2 separate regions of the Homo sapiens genome follow, and region 1 is linked to region 2. A link is an interaction called in ENCODE POLR2A ChIA-PET data of the cell type or tissue named here. Cell type or tissue: A673. All regions are shown on one strand. Links, peaks and the distances in the headings refer to the core of each region. The heading gives the core; the rest is flanking DNA.

What was found. ChIA-PET counts read pairs that join two places held together with the same protein. Peaks named below come from ENCODE experiments on the same cell type or tissue, not always from the same donor. Only the 100,000 strongest peaks of a DNase experiment are listed, where the experiment ranks them.
Region 1: POLR2A ChIA-PET joins it to region 2 with 20 read pairs; 2 of 35 experiments call an interaction of 5 or more read pairs at or near these places.

The regions. Positions count from the first base shown.
Region 1 is chr11:46,826,563-46,831,953 of GRCh38, forward strand. The region is part of intron 1 of CKAP5 (cytoskeleton associated protein 5); the gene reads right to left. Among named protein-coding and RNA genes, the nearest start is that of CKAP5, 17 kb to the right of the region's middle. RefSeq lists enhancers at 1-175, 176-726. In A673, for the core only: no CTCF peak of the experiment used is centred there; a DNase peak (open chromatin) is centred at 369; H3K4me3 peaks cover 575 bases; H3K27ac peaks cover 1,248 bases.
Region 2 is chr11:46,965,799-46,971,189 of GRCh38, forward strand. The region is part of intron 1 of CSTPP1 (centriolar satellite-associated tubulin polyglutamylase complex regulator 1); the gene reads left to right. Among named protein-coding and RNA genes, the nearest start is that of CSTPP1, 32 kb to the left of the region's middle. In A673, for the core only: no CTCF peak of the experiment used is centred there; no DNase peak of the experiment used is centred there.

The DNA.
Region 1 (5,391 bases), core at 244-5,243, 140 kb before region 2:
CCCAAACAAGCACCCTACGGCTGCTGTCACCACCCAGAAGTAGAGCAGATACCCTGGCTTTAGCTCACTGGAGCCGGCATTGTTTACGCTCTTTCGCCGCCTTAGCCTCTGATAGGCCAGCAAAGTCCCCAGTACTGTCCACCAGGACTTGCAGCACGGTCGCGGGATGCTTGCCCTTTGCCCGTGGTTTGACACTTACGCTCCCCGGGCAGGGAGAGGTCAGGGAAGCTAAGGTCCGAGCAGGATCAGCAGGAATACCCGGCAGGCGGCGGCGGCGGCGGCAGCAGCATTGGTGCTGCGGTCCGCTGGGAAACGCCTCCTCCGAGGGCGGGGCCCGGAGCGCCACTGTCAGAGTGCCCGCCCCACCCTCAGCTCCCCTCTCCGCACACTCTGAAAGCTTAAAGGGGCCGCAGTGTATCTTCGCCCAGAGGTTTGCAGGCCTCAGGCGCTGCTTCTAGGTCCTAGGCTTTCCCAGGCAAGAGGCAAATGATGGACCAACTAGGAAGACTACTGCAGTTGGGTGGACCTCTTTTTTTGGTAGTATTACACGTAATATTCCAGAAACAAAGGAGATGACCAGTTCCCACTATCACAATCCTAATCCCTCCTCCAAGGGTGAAAAAAATTACTGCAGGTAACAGCCAAAGCATCAAGGTAGATACATAGCCCCTCATTATATGTAAGCTGCTTACTTCATTAACCTCCTTTGGACTCGAGCAGTTCTTCAAATGGCAACTCAAAGGCCTGGAAAAGATCCTACAATGCTCCACCTCACCTTTTCACGGAATTCGTTCTTTACAAAACTGGAGGAATCCTGGACAATGATACAAGATGGGCAGGAAGGTAATAGAAGGTGAAATAGAAAAATACCAGCCTGGGCAACAAAGTGAGACCCCATCTCTACAAAAAATAAAAAATTAGCTGGGCATGGTGGTACAAGACTAGTCCCAGCTACTCCGGAGGCTGAGGTGGGAGGATCCTGAGCCCAGGACTAGGCTGCAGTGAGCCAGACTGCACCACAGCACTCCACCCTGAACAACTAACCAAAACCATACCTCTATAAAAGAAAAAAAGAAAAATAACCTTCCCCATCTTGTGTGTAAAATGTGATCTTTCAAAAATTGACCTAAAAGTCAACGTAAATAAATGTACAAGTCTATGTAAGTAATCTTGCATGCCAATACAATTGTAATGTGCAATCATCTAATTTAATATGAAGAGTTCTTAAGAAAATTGTAGTAGAAACGGCATTAATATTTCAAGGAGTTAAGTCCTAGTCTCTGAGATCTCCAAAGGTTAGCAACTAGTTTTAATTTTCTTTTTGTAGGAGGAGTTTGTCCTGAATCCTAGTTTACAAGGTTTGACTGCATTTTGTGTCTCCCATCATACCAACAGGAAAGATATGTGCTTTTTTTAAGTCCATATTACTCCACCTAATTTAGATGAATCAACACACCTCCTTAAAGCCTTGGGCCATCATCAGATCAGTACAGGAATCAATGTAGTAAGCTTAAAGACCATTTGTAAGTAACCCAATTTCTCCTATCCACAACAGGAATAAAGCAGAAATTTAAGAATCCAAAGAACAGTTATGAAGATTGCTCCACCAGGGAGCAGACTCAGGTTACTCTTATTCTGAAGGTTTTAGAGAACCCTAAGCTAAAGTTGCCAAGTATCTTTTCCTTACTTGGGTGGGGGCGGGGTAGATAAATAAATAAAGTTGCCAAGTAAAAAATGGATTCAGATTAAAACAGTCTGATTTTTGAACTGCCAAGACAGTCTCATTCTACAATGCATTTAACTGTAAAGAATACCTCTGAATTAGGTAATTAAGACCTTCATTCATTATATTCCCATCAAGCTTAACTGTTCTGAGGGTAATGGTTTGCAGATCAGCCTTTCTCATCAGATTGTGAGTTCCTCAAGGGCAAGGGCTGGAATGTATCTTAATTATCTTTTTCTTCCAATGTGTGATACAAAATAAGTACCCAACAAATATTTATCACAAGAGGTATGACCAACATTTTCTGTTACATAGCATTCTAGTGACATAGGACTTCAGTTAACTGCAATAAACATAGTACAATGAGTGTATGTGTGTATGCACACACAAATGGATAATACCCTGTGCTGTGCTTATGAGCGAATTAAACATTTTAAAAATTAGAGAAAAAAATCTACTAACAGTCACAAAAAAAGTCAAATACTGTATGAACCCACTTTTATGAGGTATGCAGTCAAATTCATGAATTCATAGAACCAGAAAGTAGAATGGTAGTAACCAAAGATGGGGTGGGGGTGTGGCTTGGGAGGGGGATAAGAGAAATATTTAGATACAGAGTTTCAGATTAGCAAGATGAGAAAGTTCTGGAGATCTGTTTCATAACGATGTGAATATACTTAACACTATTGAACTGTACACTTAAAAATGGTTAAGATGGTAAATTTTATACTATTGTTTTTTACCATACACAAAAAATGAGACATTCGTCTATACAAAAATTGCTTTGCAAATATTTAAAGTAAACAAAAGATGATATGGAAGACAGAAGTAAATATATAAATACAGTTGACCCTTGAACAACATGGATTTGAACTGCACGGGTTGACTTGCATGTGAATTTTCTTCTGCCCCTGTCACCCTTAAGACAGCAAGACCAACCCCTCCTCTTCCTCAGCCTATTCGACATGAGGATGACAAGGATGAAGACCTTTATGATGATCCACTTCCATTTAATGAATAGTAAATATATTTTCTACTTACTGGGCAATAAAGTCTTACTTTACTTAAAAGACAGTCTACTTACTGTCTCTAAAAATAAATACAAAAAATTATCTGGGCCTGGTGGCACATGCCTGTTAGTCCCAGCTACTCGGGAGGCTAAGGTAGAAGGATTGCCTGAGCCCAGAAAGAGTGAGCCAAGAGGGGACCACAACACTCCACCCTGAACGATGGAGCGAGAAAAAATATTTTTCCTCCTTCTGATTTTCTTAACATTTTCTTTTCTCTAGCTTACTTTACTGTAAGAATACAATATATAATACATATACAAAATATGTGTTAAACAATTATGTTATCAATAAGGCTTCTGGTCAACAGTAGGCTATTAGTAAAGTTTTGGGGGTGTCTAAAATTATATGTGAAGTTCCCACTGCACAGGGGGATCCCTAACGTTGGCATTGCTCAAGGGTCAAATGTGCCTATGTGGAAGAAATCCATTAAGTTTTAAGAAGAAATTTGCAAGACAGTATATGAAGTCTAATTCCTTTTTTGTATGTGTGTGTGTGTGTGTGTGTGTGTGTGTGTGTGTGTGTGTGTGTATCTCACATACACATTTACATATGCATTTGTGTAGGCTGATAATGACCCCCAAAGAAATCACGTTGTAATCCCTGGGACTTGTAAATGTTACTTTATTTGGAAAAAGGGTCTTTGCAGATGTGATTAAATTAAGGATCTTGAGATGGGGGGATTACCCTGGATTGTTTGGGTGGGTAAAGGCAATCACATATATCATTATGGGCAAGACGGAGGGAGATTTGACCCAATGGAGAAAGTGATATGAAGAGGGATCAGAGAAAGATTAGAATAGAGTAGGCCGGGCACGGTGGCTCACGCCTGCAATCCCAGAACTTTGGGAGTCCAAGGCAGGCAGATCACAAGGTCAGGAGGTCGAAACCATCCTGGCTAACACGGTGAAACCCCGTCTCTACTAAAAATACAAAAAATTAGCCGGGCGTGGTGGCAGGCACCTGTAGTCCCAGCTACTCGGGAGGCTGAGGCAAGAGAATGGCATGAACCTGGGAGGCAGAGCTTGCAGTGAGCCGAGATGGCACCACCGCACTCCAGCCTGGGCAACAGAGCAAGACTCCGTCTCAAAAAAAAAAAAAAAAAAAAAAAATTAGAATAGAGTAGAGAAAGATGGCCACAGGCCTAGGAGTGCCAGCAGCCACCAGAAGCTGGAAGAGGCAAGGAACAGATTCTTTCCTAGGGGCTCTGGAGGGAGTGTGGCCCTGCTGACTGACACCCTGATGTAGGTCCATAAGACTCATTTTGGATTTCTGGCCTCCATACTGTGAGAGAATAAATCCTGTTTTTTTAAGCCACCAAGTTTGTGGTCATTTGTTACAGCAGCCATAGAAAACTAGGACATCATTGTACATGTTTGAATGCACATAAACATTTTCTGGAAGGATCTGTAGAAAATTATTAACCATGGGCCGGGGTGGTGGCTCTTGCCTGTAATCCCAGCACTTTGGGAGGCCAAGGTGGGGGCGGATCACGAGGTCAGGAGATCGAGACCATCCTGGCTAACAGGATGAAACCATGTATCTACTAAAAATACAAAAAAATTAGCCGGGCATGGTGGCGGGTGCCTGTAGTCCCAGCTACTCGGGAGGCTGAGGCAGGAGAATGGCGTGAATCTGGGAGGCGGAGCTTGCAGTGAGCCGAGATCGCGTCACTGCACTCCAGGCTGGGCAACAAAGTGAGAATCAGTCTCAAAAAAGAAAAAAATTGTTAACCATGACTTCTGAGAGTGTGTCTAAGGGTTAAGCAAAGAAATTTTTTTGAAAAAACTTTTACTTTGAACTTTAATACCCATCCATGCCTTCTGATTTTTAATAATGAGCTTCAGCATCTTTTATAATAATGTTTTTGTATTTTTTATATTATTAAATTTTTTTCATTTACTTTTTCTTTATTTAACTCCCGCTTAGATGATAAATAATGCTTTTAAAAGCTTTAAAACTTTAAAATTCCCACTTAGAGGCTTGAAGTTGGATCATCTGCCTATACTCATCCCATAGGCTACACTTCACTCTCTCTCTTAACATTTTTTGTATACATGATATCTCCTTTGAAAGAAGGAACTGAGTCTTATTCATTATCCCAGCATTGCATAGTGCTTTGTGCTCTAGTGTAAAATTTCTAAAATGGCACCATTTCATCAAGTCACAGAAGTCTTTCTGTTTTTTGTTTTTTGAGACAGGGTATTGCTCCATTGCCCAGGCTGGAGTATGGTGGTGCAATAACTGCTCACTCTAGTCTCATCCTCCCAGCCTCATGTGAGCCTCCTGCCTCAGCCTCCTGAGTAGCTAGGACTACTGGGGCATGCACCACCACATCTGTCTAATTTTTAAATTTTTTTGTAGAGACAGGGTCTCACTATGTGGCCCAGGCTGGTCTCGAACTCCCAGGCTCAAGCAGTCCTCCTGCCTCAGCCTCCCAAAGAGTTGATATTACACTTGCGAGCCACCCCACCCAGTCAGAAGTCTTAAATATACAATAAACTTATCCTTTTTTTTTTTTTTTTTTTCTGAGACAGGGTCTTGCTTTGTTACTGAGGCTGGCGTGCAGTAGCAGGAACATGGCTCACTGCAGCCTCGACT
Region 2 (5,391 bases), core at 315-5,314:
TAGTAGTTTCTTACAGGTTAGTTGCATTGTGAAATCTAAAACTACATCAGTGAACTTTTCAGAGTCTTTTATATTAAAGTTCACAGGTCTATGTGCACTACGAAAGGACATTTTACCCTCGTATGATTTATGCAGAAAATGGTGCTTCACTTAAGTATAGCAGGTCTTCCAAATGTGTATTTCATGATACAGTATCAAAAGATCACGTTCATTAATATCACCACAGATCTTATCAGAAAAGTCTTTTTTTTGTTTGTTTGTTTGAGATGGAATCTTGCTGTGTCACCAGGCTGGAGTTCAGTGGCGTGATCTTGGCTCACTGCAACCTCTACCTCCCGGGTTCAAGTGATTCTCCTGCCTCAGCCTCCCAAGTAGCTGGGACTACAGACGTGCGCCACCATGCCCAGCTAATTTTTGTATTTTTAGTAGAGACGGGGTTTCACCATGTTGGCCAGGATGGTCTCGATCTCTTGACCTCGTGATCTGCCTGCCTCGGCCTCCCAAAGTGTTGGGATTACAGGCGTGAGCCACCGCGCCTGGCCCAGAAAAGTCTTTAAGAATCGAGAAGCTCTCAGGCTCATGGATGAAGTATGTTTTCCTCCTTTTTTTCCCATACTGCACAGATGTAGAGTTTTCCAAAATTTTAATTTTTCATGTGAAAGCTTGACTTTTTATCACTGATAACAAATACTATCACTTGTTTTCCTTGAAGTAACAGGCTCATTTTGTTCATTTTTGAGAAAATTTCTGCCAAATACCCAAGTCTGAACAACCAGGATTTGTGCATTAGTTCTTTCAAGTAAAAATGGTGTTTTATAAAAAAAAAACAGCTAGTTGAGCTTGCATGTCAAATAATCTTCCAGTGCTTTTCTTTAAGACAACTTTCATGCTTTTGCAGAAATTTTTTATGCATACTTTCTAGTTTGTACATAGAATATTAAAAAGGCATGTACTTATGGGGCAAGGGGTAAGATTTAATGAAATTAATATTTACTGTATCTTCAAGAATATTTGTAAGTGAAACTGGCTGTATTAGTCAGCTTGGGCTGTCATAACAAAATATGCAAACTGGGGTGGCTTAAACAACTGTTTTCTCGCAGTTCTGGAGGCTCAGAAGTCCAAGATCAAGGTGCTGGCCAATTTGGCTCCTGGTGAGGGCTCCCTTCCCTTCCAGATTTTTGCCTTCTCGGGGTGACCTTATATGGCTGGGAGAGACAGACTCTATGGTGTCTTTTGAAGAGCAAACATTTAAAATTTTGATAAAGTGTAACATCAAATTTTTTCTTTAATAGCTCATATATTTTATGTCATATTTAGGAAATTTTTACCTAACCCAGGGTCACTAAGATTATCTCCTATATTTTCTTCTGGAAGTTTTATAGTTTTAGCTCTTACATTTAGGTCTATGGCCCATTCTGAGTTAATGAGTTAATTTTTCTAATGGTGTGAGGAAAGGTTCATTTTTTTGTATATGAGTTGTATATGAATATCGAAGTATTCCAGCACCATTTATTAAAAAGATTATATTTTCTCCAATGAATTGCCTTGCCACCTTGTTGAAAATGAATTGGCCATGTATGTGCATATTTCTAGATTCTTATATTCCATCATTGTATATATGTATCTTTATGCTAATATCACACTGTCTTAATGACTGTAGCTTTACCATAAATCTTAAAATCAGGTAGAGTAAGTCCTCCAACTTAGTTTTTCTTTTTCAAAGTTGTTTTCGCTATTTCATGTTTCTTCATAGCTATGTGATCTTGGGCAGGTTACTTGTCTTCTCTGTGCTTAGTTTCCAGATTTGTAAAATGAAGAATAATATTAGACTCTTAGGAGGATTAAATGAATAAAACTCTTACAACTGTGCCCGGCACATAGGAAGAACTCCATAAATATTAGCTAATCTTAGTAATTTTGGGTATATTTAATGAGGTAAATATTGGATTTATCCTTAATCCTGGCAAAAAATAATCTTAAAATAGGAAACTATATTATTATTTATAACTATATTATTATATATTATTATTAACTATATTATTATCGAGACAACATTTCAACAAATTTAGTTCAAATATCAAATTAACTTTTATTAATGATTCATGAACAGGGCAGTATCTCCTCTAAAAATTTAGAAAAGGGGCTCCGGTGAGCTGAGTGGAGGAGATTGGCTTTATAGGTAGGGAAGGGCGGAAGAAAGCAGAAACAAGAAACTGAAGCAGATTGGTTGTTTTGAAGTTACTTTCCTTGTAGGGTCAGAACAGAGGAGACTTCTTTTCATGCTGGCTGAAACTGGCCCATTTGGAGATTTGGCTGTTATCTCTCTTGACTTCTCAGAAGGTCAGATAACTGACTTAGTTTTAGTTTGGTGACCTGGAGCTTTAGCCTGAGTGACTCCATTTTGGTTTAGTCTACTGGGGCCTAGCGCAGGAACTCAGTTGAAATCAAAGGCCTTCTATAAATTTTATTTAACACTATTTTAAGATACAAGCAAAAATGTAAACATCCCTCAATACAATTCTAGCAAATGGCATAAATATATATATATTTAATTAATATATATAATATATAATTATATATAATATTTAATATATTTAAATAATATATTTAATATATTATTAAAATAAATATATATACATATATATGTTTATCCCAGAAATAGACCAGTCTTATCTATAATATTATTTATAAGAAAATGATAACTGGAATTACCCATAGGAGCACATTAGTAGACATTCAAAGCCTTTTGATAAAATTATCTAATTTTTTTTAGTATCTAATCTTGATCACCCCCCCGAACAATTAAAAATAGAGTGTTTCTGCTGGGCGCAGTGGCTCACAGCTGTAATCCCAGCACTTTGGGCGGCTGAGGCAGGTGGATCACGAGGTCAGGAGTTCGAGACCAGCCTGACCAACATGGTGACACCCCGTCTCTACTAAAAATACAAAAATTAGCCGGGTGTGATGGTGTGTGCCTGTAATCCCAGCTACTCAGGAGGCTGAGGCAGGAGAATCGCTTGAACCCGGGGGGCGGAGGTTGCAGTGAGCCGAGATCGTGCCACTGCATTCCAGCCTGGGCAACAGAGTGAGATTCTGTCTCAATAATAATAATAAAAAAAAGAGTGTTTCTAACTTTTGTTAATGTCTTCATTTACAACCAAGAGAAGCATTAGGGTTATATTTCTTGAAAAATAAGAAAAAGAAACACTGTTCTTAGGCCTCTAGAATCCTCTAGAACCACTGTTCGTTTTTATACTATTGGATATTCTTGTCTTACAGAAAGACCAGATCTGAACATTTTTTTTAAAAAGATGAATATAGGTCCCCATGACTCCCACGGCAACACTGAGTGGCCTTGTTCTACCTGGCTCACTTTGCTAATACAGTGGGGTTTTTTTTCTTTCTCTTCTGTCCTTATGTGTAAGGCAGAATACAAGGGCCTGAAGCCCCCGCCCCTCCTGCATTTGACAACAGGGTTGGACATTGTGTATTGAGTTTTTTTGTTTACATTGTTCTGATTAAAGTATGCAAAATAAAAAGATGCAGTTTTATATAACAGAAGATGGATATAGAAACATTATAAATGGTAAAAGCTTTTATAATTGTTTGCTGATGAGAATATGAAATGATATATTTTGGAAAATTGTTTGGCAGTATATAAAGCTGAACCTATGTATACCCTGTGACCCAGTTATTCACTTCTAGGCACAGAAACAAGGGAAGTGTGGACATATGTTTACCAAAAAACTCATACTAGAATGCTCGTAGTGGCACTATTCATAATAGGTCCAGATTATGGGAAACTGGAACTAAAGAAAACAAATGCCGTCAACAGTGGAACTGATAAATAAATTGTGGTATATTCAACAATGGACTGTTATTCTGTAATGAGATTGAACAATGGGATATTATGCTGCAATGAGAATTAATGAACAGTTACCCACAGCTATATGGATAAACCCCACAAACATAATGTTTTTTTTTGAGACAGGGTCTCACTCTGTCACCCAGGCTAGAGTGCAGTGGCATGATCTCAGCTGACTGCAACCTCCGCCTCCTGGGTTCAAGCGATTCTCATGCCTCAGCCTCCCAAGTAGCAGGGATTACAGGTGCACTTCACCACACCCGACTAATTTTTTTGTATTTTTAGTACAGACATGGTTTCGCCATGTTGGCCAGGATGCACAAACATAATGTTGAGTGAAAGAAGCCAGAGGCAAAAGACTGCATACTATAATAGACTATATAGATAGTTTATATATGTATACACACATACATATATAAAACAGGCACAATTTACCATTGAGGGGTTAGGGACTAGACAGTGGCTGTAGGATGTTTTCTAGGGTGCTGATTATAAGTATAAATTTACATTTTTCTGTATATTATTATATTTAAATAGAAAGTTGTAAAAAATGTTTGGTAGTAAATTTCTAACTTAAAACTAAGCAAATGATACACAATTGAGATCCCGGAAATAGATGCCAAAGAACAAATCTATTTAATCTGTGACAAACTAAGTGTAACAAAGTAAGCATGGCACATGTATACATATGTAACTAACCTGCACATTGTGCACATGTACCCTAAAACTTTATAATAATAATAAATAAATAAATAAATAAATAAATAAAATTCATTAATTGAGATAACTAGATTTCAATATGGCAAAAATAAATTTAGGTTCATGCCTCATACCATATGGTACATTGAATTGTAGTTTGAATTAAAATATTAATAAAATATTAATGTATTTTTTATAACTAAAGTATAATTATGGCTGAGATAATTTTACATATAAAAATTGATATAGATCTGTAAGGGCAGATTGATGCATAAATAGATGTTGGTTTTTAAAATTTGTGTACAACAAATAACACAGATAAAAGGAAAATGACAGAATAAGGACGATTATGATGAATATGATGAATAAAGCTTAATATGATATGTACAGAAAATAAATGACACAAATTTATGTTACAGTCCTGTCAAGCAGTCAAAGGAAATGATTTAAGAGTTTGTTCATGTGCAACATTCTTCATAAAGGTGAAAAATTAGAATCAATCCACATGCCCATCAATAAGGGAACAATTAATAAATTATGGTATTTCTATGATAGATACTACGATGTAGCCATTACAAAGAATTAGATTTGTTAATATGGAAAGATGTACATGAAGTATTAAGTGAAAAAATGAGTTGTAGAATAAAGTACATATGTATAGTGTCATTACACTTTTCTACAAAACAAGTTAATGCAACATTTGTCAACAAGTATATGGTCACATGTAGTGTAAGTTATGGAAGGTATAGATCAAACTGTTAGCAGTGAATACTCTGGGGAATTGGCATAAGAGGGCGCTTATCCTGTTTTTACTTCACACCCTCCTG